Linked DNA regions of Homo sapiens: region 2 is linked to region 1. A link is a contact called in ENCODE Hi-C or POLR2A ChIA-PET data. All regions are on one chromosome and are shown on one strand. Each heading gives the region's core, a stretch centred on a gene start or an enhancer-like site at or near the end of the contact. The rest is flanking DNA. Distances are from core to core; before and after follow the strand shown. Region 1 overlaps DIRC3 (disrupted in renal carcinoma 3). Region 2 holds the start of GPBAR1 (G protein-coupled bile acid receptor 1).

Evidence for each region. Hi-C counts contacts between places; a loop is a spot of excess contacts on that map. ChIA-PET counts read pairs that join two places held with the same protein, here RNA polymerase II (POLR2A).
Region 2: a loop to region 1 is called in a map of tibial artery, with 6 times the contacts of the local background. The contact joins the promoter of GPBAR1 here to the enhancer-like site in region 1. A Hi-C loop is called at or near these places in 1 of 168 maps with a recorded cell type or tissue (tibial artery). POLR2A ChIA-PET finds 5 or more read pairs at or near these places in 1 of 52 experiments (activated CD4-positive, alpha-beta T cell).

Annotation. Positions count from the first base shown.
Region 1 is chr2:217,620,621-217,626,841 of GRCh38, forward strand. The region is part of intron 2 of DIRC3 (disrupted in renal carcinoma 3); the gene reads right to left. Among named protein-coding and RNA genes, the nearest start is that of DIRC3, 170 kb to the right of the region's middle. Within about 2 kb of position 1,692, at least 9 of the 41 ENCODE cell types and tissues checked have a DNase peak (open chromatin) inside an H3K27ac peak, as active enhancers do.
Region 2 is chr2:218,256,498-218,262,361 of GRCh38, forward strand. It overlaps GPBAR1 (G protein-coupled bile acid receptor 1), which reads left to right and starts at 4,518. Exons shown (of 2, transcript NM_170699.3): 1 at 4,518-4,719. RefSeq lists an enhancer at 4,965-5,770.

The DNA of each region.
Region 1 (6,221 bases), core at 442-2,941:
GAATTACTTAAAATGCACTTATAATAGTAAATGTCAAAGATTAACACTTCTCAACTCCCTTAAGAGGTCCCCCCCCCAGTCATTTTTTCTGATACAAACTACTTTCTGTTAAGTATTACCTTACAAGGAATACAATTAATTGAAAGTAAAACATTTTAAAAGAAAATGAGGATTTTTTAATAAAGCATTTTAATTGCCAAATGATTTTCTCTCTAAAAATATTTGCATTCAAAAACACAGCAAAATCAGAGGGCAATGCTTAACTCAAAGGAATGACTGTAATAGATTTCAGGCTGTAAGAGGAATATTTGGGAAGGTGAGGGATGTTGTTTTTATCCCTCAAATCACCTCACACAGGCAATTGCCGCCTTTGTCTATCTATCTGGTTTATTGTGTTCATTGCTACCTCTTCAATCTCCTTCTGAATTCCTGGAATGGATAGACATTAAAATTCAAAGTGGTGTGAATCCTGGCTTCATCACTGACTCATTGAATAGTGTTTCTGAAACTACCTTTCTCAATTTCTTCATTGTTAAATATAAAATAGCACTACCTAATAACACTGTGTTGTTGCAAGGATAAAATTGGAACAGATGCAAAGCATCTAGTACCCTGCCCAACACACAGCAGGTAGTCCGTAAGTGTGGGTTATAGACCTGCATTTTTCTTGGCAACTTGTAGGCAAGAGAGGTAACCAGTAGCCCAATGGTATGTCTCTGTGATTTGTACTTAGCATGAATACGTGGGTGAAGGCTTGTCTTCTCTCCCCATGGAAACCCAAGAGGAGACTTCAGAAGACTGTTAGCTCCCCACCCACCCCCACCTTTCTGGCACTGAATCCCATTCATTCCACAATGGCAGCTGTCCTGGGCCCCATCTAAGGTGCCTGACCCTTGGAAAGGGAGGCCCAGAGAGCAGTCATTACTTCTTTGCAGCTGTGGTCACAAAACCACGTAAGAAAGTGGGACACAGAGAGAGATTTAGTAGACTGGGCTGGGGGCAAGTGGCCAGGAAGCAAACATGTACTCAGCCAAAATGCCAAGTTCAGTAGCTTGAATAAAAACCATCCTAACCTCCAAGGCCCCAAGGTCACCATCTGGAAATGGAAAATCACCGTCAATAAATTACTATGGACCACAGTACTGTGGGATTTCAAAAGAAACTGGACTGCATGAGTTCAAGCTTGGGTTCTCCCTTTAGCTGCCCCTGTGTTCTACTCTTTGAAAGGATAAAAGGCTCTTGGTCCCAAATGGCGACTGTAAATGCAGTGGAAGCTGGGGTGAGTTGCTATGATGAGGGTGGGGTTGCCCTTAATGCCCAGTTCGATAGCTTGACACTAAGTAGAGGGCCAAAGCCCACCATTGCTATTTTCTTCCCCCTTGGCTTCCCAGTGGGCAAAGTTGGCAGATCAGGGAGCACCTGTATCCACTGTGGATCCCTGCTATCCCTCCAACCTCCACCCTGCATTCCCCAAGCCCAGAAAAGAGACGCCCTCCTCCCCTCTCTGCAGTCCCCTAGGAATCTTTCACAGGTGGTCTGAAGTATCACCTGCAACCAGAGTGCTGATGAACTTCTGTCTGCCCTGCTGGGCTTTGTACGGTCCCTGAGTCTGGTCACCCCAGGCCCAAGCAGAAAGCTAAAAAACCTGGTGTTGCAGACATGAAGACAATGGGCCTGCTGGGCTGAAAGCATTCCAGTCTCCCACGTTCAGTAGGAAGGGGTGTTTGGCAGGGAGGAAAGGTCATTAATGCAGACAGTTTATGTTTTCCCAAGCCAGCATTCCTCACAAACAGCTGTGTTTATACAGAACTAGAGGAGAGGGAGAGAGAGACAAGAGAAAGGACAGTGTCCTAGGGATGACATCATTCTGTCCTGTCTGCTTCGACTCCCACCACTGGTGGTGGGGGCTGGGGGAAACGGCAGCAGGCTGGTGAACGTGCTTGGTGTAAGTACATGCAGAGTGTTTATATGTGAGTGTGTTTATTAGATATATATTTTTCCTACTCTCCACTCTGCTCCTTCCCCACTGGCTCCCAGAGCATCCTAATACATTTTGCAGAACACTATTTTTCCTGTAACAGCAACCTCAGAGGAAGGCGAGATTCAGGGGCTCATGTTCACTCCTCCTAATCTCTTTAACAAACCCCCCTCACAGAAGAAAAGCCTGACAGGAGGCAGAGTCATTAAAGTGAATTAAAATGCATCCAAGGAGAGATTAGCCCCAAAAACCATTCCCATATCAGACAAAGGCCCCTTTCATGCAGACTCCAGCCGCCTGGAGTCCTGTAAGCAGAGATTAGGGAACAAATTCTCAGAACCTAGAAGCACTGGCTCTTCAGGAAACGGGCCAACACTTAACCTCCCCTGGATAGAATCTCAAGAACTCAGCTTCTGCTTAAACTACACTTCGGCTTCTTAAGGCCCTCACTGTAAGGGAAAGGGGCTCCACTGAGGCACATGGATTCTCCCCAGCCCCTCTTTGTTGAGCTAAGTCTATCCCTAACACAGTCCAGATAACCAAGGCCCTCACCTGTTCTGAAACTCAACCAGAGGACATAATGTGATCATTCCCCAGCCTTCTGCATCAGGGTATCAGGTAGGAGGTCCTTCCATGAATGGTCCAAGCATAGTCCCTTCTGCACCGCATCTGCAAATATCCTCCTGAGCACCTATTTTGGTTCAAGCTGAGACTTCTGTGATGTGCATGTGAAGAGATGACTGGATATGATTTCTGCTTTCAAGGTAACCAGTAGAGGCTGAGATCTGATGGAAAAAAATGCCTCCTCCACCCAGCCTCTGAATCAGCCAGTTTCCCATGACCAACCTGGGAATTCCTCATTGTTTTGGATCTCCCCACTTCCTTGTTTCATGCTCCTTTTCCCTCACTTCTCCTTGAGATCACTTTCCTACATAAGATATTCACATATATGAAGGTTAATATTATGTGTCAACTTGGCTGGGTCATGGTACCCAGACATGTGGTCAAACATTATCCTGGATGTTTCTGTGAAGGCATTTCTTAAATAAGATTCACAGTAAAGCCAGCGGATTTGGGCAAAACAGATTGCCCTCCATAATGTGGGTGGGCCTCATCTAATTGGTTGAAGGACTAAATATAATAAAAGACTGCCCTTCCTCAAGCAAAAGCGAATTTGACAGCAGATGGCAGTCAGACTTAAGCTGCAACATCAACTCTGCTTGGGCCTTCAGCCTGCTGACCCATCCTACAGATTCTGGACTTGCCAGTCTCTATAATTGTATGCACCAATTCCTTACAATAGATTTTGTATATATTTATACACACACACACACACACACACACACACACACACACATCTTTTTGGTTCTGTTCTTTGGAGAACTGTGACTAAGACAATACATAAGTCTTTGTCCCAGGCTCCACTTTCTGGAAAACTCAGCCCAAGACAGAAAAATTATTTTGAGTTTGAGATTACTGTGGGAGAAGGAGGTGAAGATGGCTATCCAACCAGTGGTACCCACAAGAGGAATGTGGACTCAGGACTAACACACATGCCAGCGGTGCTTGAAACCAAGAGAATGCATAGGGTGAAAAGAAATATGACATGGCCCTTCAAAGGTTCAAAAAATATTATGCTGGATTCCTTGTCCTCACTCAAAATAAATTAACCCTACTTCTTTATACAAACTTAGTCAAATGTTTTGAGAGAAGGAGAGAAAAAGAAAATCTCATTAAAATAAATAAAAGTATCATTGTACCCATAAAGTATGAGTACATATATGGTTCTCACCAGGGTCATAATTTCAACTTGAGATGTTGGAAAACAATTGCCTCATTCACCCCATCCTCCATCTGATCTCCTGCTGTCTGCAGCCATGAGGCTACAGTGGTCACACTGGGCTGTATATTTCCAGTCCTCATCTCTTTTCTACATTAGCCACATCACTCCAGCCTCCAAAGCAGGTGGAAGATAGGGCTTTCTGTTCTGGAATCAAATTATCTTTTTTTTTTTTTTTTTTTTTTTTTTTTGAGACAGAGTCTTGCTCTGTCACCCAGGCTGGAGCACAATGGCATGATCTCAGCTCACTGCAACCTCTGCCTCCTGGGTTCAAGAGATTCTCGTGCCTCAGCCTCCCGAGGAGCTGTATTACAGATGTGCACCACCATGTCTGTCTAATTTTTTTATTTATTTATTTTTTTCAGTAGAGATGGGGTTTCGCCATGTTGACCAGGCTGGTCTCAAAATCCTGGCCTCATGTGATCTGCCCACCTCAGCCTCCCAAAGTGTGGGGATTACAGCTGTGAGCCACTGCACTCGACCCAAATTCTTTTTTCAATTTTAGACTAACCCCTACTCCCACGCTCCTCAATGAAGGCTCCATAGAGTCTTGGAGCAGGTCTAGGGTGGAAATGAGGGCACTGAAGTCTAGTCTTGGCTCCAATCGCTGTCTCACTGTGCATGCCTGAGCACATCATTTCCTCTCACTGGCCTCAGTCTTCTTGCATAGAAAACAAGGGGGGGATTGAACCCATAGATGCTCTTCAAGATCCTTTTCTCATCTAGCACCCTGTCATTCTAAGATATCGCGTGATCCCTCCCAGCATATCACCCCCTTTCAGAAGCTTGTGAGGACACCCATCGTGATCTCCTGGACACGCGGTCCAAAATACACACCACATACACACTTCCATCTATGCCCACTGCTCCATGGTCTGTGTCTATCTCAATACCCACCACCTGCATAGTCTTGCCTCATCTGTCTTCATAGAAAGATTCCAGAACAGGTTGCAGATACAAAAACTCAGAGAGAAGGCAAAGGCAGCAAGTATGCCAATGAATATTTAATAAAATTTTTTCACAACCTCCTCCTTTAAGAAAATGGAAAAGCTATTTGTCTTTGATATTTCACTTAGCTACTTCATCAGCCATCAGGGAAAACCCTTTCCTTATTTAGTTCTTGGAGGAAGCTTGACTCACTTTCATCTTTTAATTATTTGTACTTATTTCAACATCTGTGCACATTCTGCAACCTCCGACAGTTTTATGTTGCTTATGCCGCAAAAACACTGAGGACCTACATTCTCAGGCCAAGAATCTCACTGGTAATGTTCAGAGGGGAAAGATGCCATTCCTTCCAGGACCGTGGCTTATTCACATGGCCAAGCCTGGAATGTGTCCAGAACCAAGCCAAGGACATCATTGGCTCCTAATCTCTTCATCTGAAGGAGGGCACCTCACCTAGTTTTTCTCTATTTCATCCCTTTCTTATTTCCTTCATAGCACCTATTTGCAAATATATACATTTCTACTTTTGTTCCATGATATATTTTATCTGGCTCCTCTGCTGGACTGCAAGATCCTTCTGGAAAGATGCCTATTGCATCACTGCATCATCAGCTCCCAGCATCATGTGTGGCATATAATAAATGCTCAATAAGTGCTTGATGAATACTGATTCATGAAGCAGCTGGACCAAAAATGCGAGACATTAAATCTTCTGACAGATTTAACAACCCTTACACTTCAGCTGTTCTCTCCCTTGAAGATTGAGAAAATGAAAATGGGCTGAAAAATATTTGAGTTATGAGGGCCATGAAGGCCTGGAACAAGTTGAAATGGAAGAAAAAGCACTGACCTAAGAGCCTGGAAGTCTGAATTCAAATACCAGCTGTTTCGTTATCAATGTACGACCATGGGCAAGTATGCTATTCTCTCTGTGCCTCAATTTCCTATAAAATAAGGAAATTGCACTTGATCGGTGGTTTTATTTTCAAGGCTTTTTAGCAGTAGAACTTCATAATTTATAGAGCATATTAAAAGTAGCATTTTATGAGCATAAAACATTTCTTAAGTTAAAATGTATAAGATTTACTTGATATTTACATGACCAATGAGATAAATGAGGCTGTTTTCATGAATACAAAAATAACAGGTCCAGAACTATGAATATAAGCTGACACCTTTTATTAATCTGACACCTTAATCACACAGTCTCAAAATCCAGATTCACACAGATAAATGGTTTAAGAATGACTATTTGGGCTGGGCATGGTAGCTCATGCCAGTAATCCCAGCACTTCAGGAGGCCAAGATGAGAGGATCACCTGAGGCCAGGAGTTTAAGACCAGCCTAGGCAATATAGTGAGACCCTACCTCTACAAAAAAATTAAAACATTAGCCGGGCACAGTGGCTCGCACCTCTGGTCACAGCTACTCGGGAGGCTGCAAGTCAAGGATTGC
Region 2 (5,864 bases), core at 3,268-5,767, 640 kb after region 1:
TTTGAGACCAGCCTGGCCAACATGGTGAAACCCCATCTCTACTAAAAAAAAATTAGCTGGGCATGGTGGCGGGTGCCTGTAATCCCAGCTACTCGGGAGGCGGAGGCAGGAGAATCACTTGAACCCAGGAGGCGGAGGTTGCAGTGAGCCAAGATACGCCATTGCACTCCAGCCTGGACAACAAGAGCGAAACTCTGTCTCAAAAATAAATAAATGTGTAGTGCAGCCTGGACAACATGGCAAGACCCTGCCTCTACAAAAAATAAAAATCGGCTGGATGTGGTGGTGCATGCCTGTGGTCCCAGCTACTCAAGAGGCTGAGGCAGGAGGATTGCTTGAGCCCTGAAGGTCAAGGCTGCAATGAGCTGTGTCGTGCCACTCCACTCCAGCCTGGGCAACAGAGTGAGACCCTGTCCCAGAAAAAAGAAAAATCCATACTGGTGTAAACCCGTATCCAGATTGACTCTTCTCTTAACAAGGACACACTTGGCGTTAGTATGGATCTAGCCTCAAAGACCCTCGTCACAGATGAAGCAGCCCATCGTGACCAGTCGAGGCCTTAGGACCGCAGGAGGAATGTCTCAGGATGAGGGTCAAGCACACTGAGGGTGTGGGCTGGAAAAAAGGGATCTAGTTGTTTCTTCCTAGTCTCAGGAAGCCAGTGCCCCAAGGGTTCACACCTGGTAAGTGTAGGCGTCCTTGGATATGGGCTGTAGAGGAACAGTTTGAATCCAGGTGCCGCCATCTAATAGCTATGTGACAGCAAATTTCTTAATCTGAGCCCTGGTAGCCTCATTTAAATTGGACATAATGCCACCTACCTGAGGATTTGTAAAAGGAAAAGAGAATAAATGTCTGTTACATCATAAGCATTATGATGCCTGTAATTATAATGTCAATGAATCTTAGTTCCCTTTATACACTCAAGGGGATCAGAAGTGACAGGCTGTTGCCCCAGCAAAGTCCCACAGAAGCCAACCCTTATTCGGTGCTTGGGGTTTCCCAGGCTTTCCCCAAGGTAGTTGGTATTTTGGTATTTTCCCCTGCTTAAATGGCCCTTACTGCCGAGGCCAGGCAGGTAAGAATCTCCATGTCTGGAAAAAGTGGAACCTGGGGCAAACTGCAAGCTAAGGATAAGGAGCTTGGCAGGAAAGACGCTAAGACTCTAACAGGAAGTGGAAGGGTGGACTTGGAGGGGGAATTGAAATCAAGAAAAGGAAATAGCCCTAGCTGCTGCCTCAGCCTCCTTGAGGGGAGCTGATACTTGGAGTTGGTTGCCGTTAGGTTACCCTCATTTGGAGTAGTACTGATGAGTGCTCGACCGAAACCTGGGTCTACTCTGGTGGCGATTTTGAGTTCAAGCAGTGCTGCCCCCTACTGGGGGTTGCTAAAAGCACTGCCATTTCAGTGGGCGGGGGGTGTTGGTTCTTTTTGGTTTTTGGTTGGTTGGTTGGTTGGTTGGTTGGTTGGTTGGTTTTGAGACAGAGTCTCACTCTTCGCCCAGGCTGGAGTGCAGTGGTGCGATCTTGGCTCACTGCAACCTCCGCTTCCCGGGTTCAAGCAATTCTCCTGCCTCAGCCTCCGGAGTACCTGGGACCACAGGCCTGCACCGCCACACCCAGCTAATTTTGTATTTTTAGTAGAGGCAGGGTTTTTCCATATTGGCCAGGCTGGTCTCGAACTCCTGACAGGTGATCCACCCACCTTGGCCTCCCAAAGTGCTGGGAAAACAGGCGTGAGCCACTGTGCCCAGCCCACCCTAACCTTTTTTTTTTTTTTTTTTAACAGATGAGCGAATTAAAAGGTTAGGCGATTTTTTTTTTTTATTATTGGAGACTTGCTCTGTTGTGCAGTGGCGCAATCTCGGCTCACTGCAACCTCCCCCTCCTGGATTCAAGCGATTCTCCTGCCTCAGCCTCCTGAGCAGCTAGGATTACAGGTGCTCACCACCACACCTGGCTAATTTTTGTATTTTTAGTAGAGATGGGGTTTCACCATGTTGGCCAGACTGCTCTCAAACTCCTGACTTCAGGTGATCTGTCCACCTCGGCCTCCCAAAGTGCTGGGATTACAAGGATGAACCACCGCGCCTGGCTCTGATTTTTTTTAATCATCTTTATTTTGAGGCAGGGTCTCACTCTGTCGCCCAGGCTGCAGTGCAGTGGCGCCATGAAGGCTCACGGCAGCCTCAACCTCCTGGACTCGAGCAATCTTCACACCTCAGCCTCCTGAGTAGCTGGAACCACACAACATGTACCACTGTGCCCAGCTAATCTTTATTTTTTGTAGAGACGGAGTCTCACCACGTTGCCCAGGCCTCAGCCTCTTAAAGTGCTAGGATTACAGGCATTGAGTGTGAAGTGTTGAACAGCGGCTCAGGGAGGCCAACCAGGGTCCAGCAAACCCCGTCCCTGCTGCCTCCATTGGTCCAGAGCTGGTACCCGCAGCCAGCATGACACTCACCCAGTCCCAGACATTGTGGGTCAACAGAGAGAAATTCAGATAGCTAAGAGAATGGAAGCGGACAAAGGAGGCACAGGAGGATTCCATGCCAGAGTCTGAATTGGTCACCCCCATTCAGGCTCTGCCTGAGGAAAGGAGAATGGGGTCCGGGCACAGTCAGCTGGATGGAGCGTCTGAAGACGGCTTGCACCAGAGCCCTCCGTGGCTGAAGGGAGAAGCTAGGGGGTGAGTCAGCCCCAGGGCTTGATGGAACAGACAGGAACTAGATGATCTAGGAAGGGAGAAATGAGGCTGAGCAGGAGACAGCCCAGGCTCCCTGGCTGCCACTACCTAATCTGTCCCCCTTCACACACATCCCACACACAGTGTTTAGACAGAGCAGCAGAGAAGAAACAGACATCCTGGATCCCACAGGGAGCAGGCTGGGGCTGGGAACAGGAGGTCTGTTTATTCCTGGAAGTCACATATCAGAAGGGTCCCACACCCACTTCTGTCCAGGCCCCAGGCTGAACTCTCCCAGAGCCTGTGACTTCTGCCCGACCAGATCCCGTGGTTCTGAGGACCGGCCCTGGAACCCTGCGTCCTTCCGACCCACCAGCTCCCTCGAGGATGGACTTGAGGCTGGATGCTTTCCTCTTCCCACTTTTTGTCCCAACAGAAGTCCCTGATCTCCAGGATCCCTGACTGGCTGTGCAGAGCTGGCACAGCCACACTCCACGGGCTTCCAGCCCTTCAGGCCCAGCTCTCCCGGAGAGCACCAGAGTCCCTTTGCTCCATTTACTTGCGCTCTTCAGCCAGCAAGTGTTTCCTAATGTCTCACCCCCAGTCCCAGCTTTCCTGCTGCAATTTCCGCCTGTTCCCTCCCATTTCAGGCCTTAAGGGAGTGTGGCTGGGCTTCTCTCCTCCCCCTCACTCCAAAGCCGCACTTGATACAAGGTGGAAATCAAAGCACCACTTCTGGCTTCCCAGCCTTGAACTTGCCCTTCCCTCTCAATGTATCTGGTTTCCTCAGCTTCCCTGTGCAGCAAGAGTGTCACTCCCCTCTTGCTTTTCCCAAGCTCCCCATGCGCCCCTCTCAGCAGATCTGTCTTAGAGGGGCCAGGTGCAGAGAAAGGCAGAAATCCTAATAATGTTCCCAGCGATCGCTGCCTGTCGCGGAGTGCTGAAGGGCCAAGTGTTGATCTGAGTCCTCATCACACGGGACTTCATTTAGTCTCACGATAGGTGAGTACAACTATGGGCCCCATTTGACAGATGAGGAAACTAAGGCAAGGGAACTTTAGTCATTTGCCCAAGTTCACTGGCTTTTTTAAAAAAGGATCCAGACAGCTCTGATTCCAGCGCCAGCTCATGCCTCTTCATCATGGGGGAGGAAAGAGAGGGAGCCATTTGTTGGGGCAAACCCCCACCCATCAAGGGCCATGCACTGGGGTATATGCCGCCATATGTGTTATCCTGTGATATTCCCCACCACGACCTTAATTAGAGGTGGTTTTTCTTGTTCCCATTTTAACACAGGCAAAAACCGAGGCCCAGTAGTACCTTACCCATGGTCACATCCCCAGAGCCATTTGTCCCTCATAGTTCAGAACTTGACTCAGAAAGCAGTTGAGAAAAGTGTGGAATGACCCCAGATTCAGGAAGGCAAGTCTGGCCTTAGAAACTGAAAGGCCCATCAGGTGATGGGATGGGGGAGTGAAGATCCTCAGGCCCCAAACACCTGCCACTGCCACCATCACACACGGAAGTGTGGAGGGAGCCTGGTGTGCTGTCAGCTGGCTGGCCAGTCCAGGGGCTTAAATGTAAATGCATCAGCTGAGGCGGGAAGTCGGGAGGGGTAAGTCAATCATTATTATTCATTAACTGGAATGCATTTCTCAGATTACTCCGAGCTGGAGTAGGGAAACTGCCACCTAGGTGGCAGGGGGAGAGGGGAACTGGGTGGGAGGGGGAGGCAGGCCTCCCAGTTGCTGCAGTTTGGAATATGTCAGGTCCCACCCTCCCAGAGGCGGGGCCAGGGCTGAGTCCTGCCAGCCTCATTTCTCTATCCCTCTGAGAACCCAGACGGGCAGAGCCTGGGTAGGAGAGCCTGGCCCCGCTGTCCCCACTGGGTGGAGACACCATGCACTTGGTCCACTTGTGCTCTTCAGCCAGGACACCAGACATGGTCCAAACCGCTGCAGGGCTGGCTGCAGCAACTCCCTGACACTCAGGAAGGCCCAGGCTGGGCAGGCAATACCTGCTCCCAACAGCCATGTGAGTAGCTACTCCCCCAAACCCCCAAACCCCAGATCCTGGAGAGGCTACTACACCCAGCCCAAGCCACCAGACCCTCGGGGGTGTGCAGGTGGTACAGCCTGCACCCTGCTGGGAAATCACCCCTGGGGGCTGCTCCCTGCCTTTGTCGCTGTTCTAGTGGAGGTGGGTTGGGGGGAATCATTCCGATTAGGGCTGGGAGCTCCAGCTCAGGCCAGGTTTGGGGTAATGGACCCTGAGTCTCACGGGACTTAAGAGAGTTGATGATGCCCTGGGAAAGGGAACAGAAACTGCAAGGCCTCTAGAGAGGAAAAGACATCCTGGGTGGAGGGCACTGGAAGAGATTGAGAAAGAGAAAACATGCTTAGGGGAGGGGAAAGGGGGCATAAGGCCTTGGAGGCCCAGGCTCAGGGTGCTGGGGGAACCTGGGAAGGAAGGGGAGCATCTTCCTTCCTCTCAGCTCAGGGCAGCCATGGGGCCCTGATCCCCTGTCCTGGAGGAGGGGAGAGGTATGAATCCTTTCCTTATTGACTTGGATCCTAGCAACAGCAGCTGCTCCCCTGTTGACAGAAGCAGGAGTTCCCACAGGACCCAGGACCCCTCCCCCTGTCCCCAGGATGTGGCAGCAGAGCCATGACACTGGAGGACTGAGACCAGGGAATGACGGGAAGGACAGGGACAGATGAGAGCCACAGAGAAGCCAGACTCTGCCCAGACTCCTCTTCCCTCTCCTCTGGGCTCAGCCTCAGGCCTGGGGGTGTGGGGGAGTCCCTCTCCTTGCTGCTGGCATCTCCACGTTCACTGCCACACGTGCCCTCCAGCTGCTTCTCTCCTCCCTCCAGCTCCCAGGAAGGACCCTGTTGCTAGTGTGGAGCAAAGACGAGTCAAGTTTATGGGCTGGAAGTCCTACCCGGAGGCTGCTCACTGAGCTGTGATGGCTACAAGGACAGATGGGGGGAAGGGTGCAGGGTGCCCGAGACCTGGCCCGCTGGAGCCTGTCACCTAATGGCTGGCTGGAAGACCACTACACACCAGCCAGCCCTGGTCCATTCTCTCATTTAGAGGCCTCCCCGGTGGAGGCAGGGATACACAAAATGCTTTGGGGCTGGATGGGCCCGCCTTTCAGTCTAAACAAGAGACCTCAA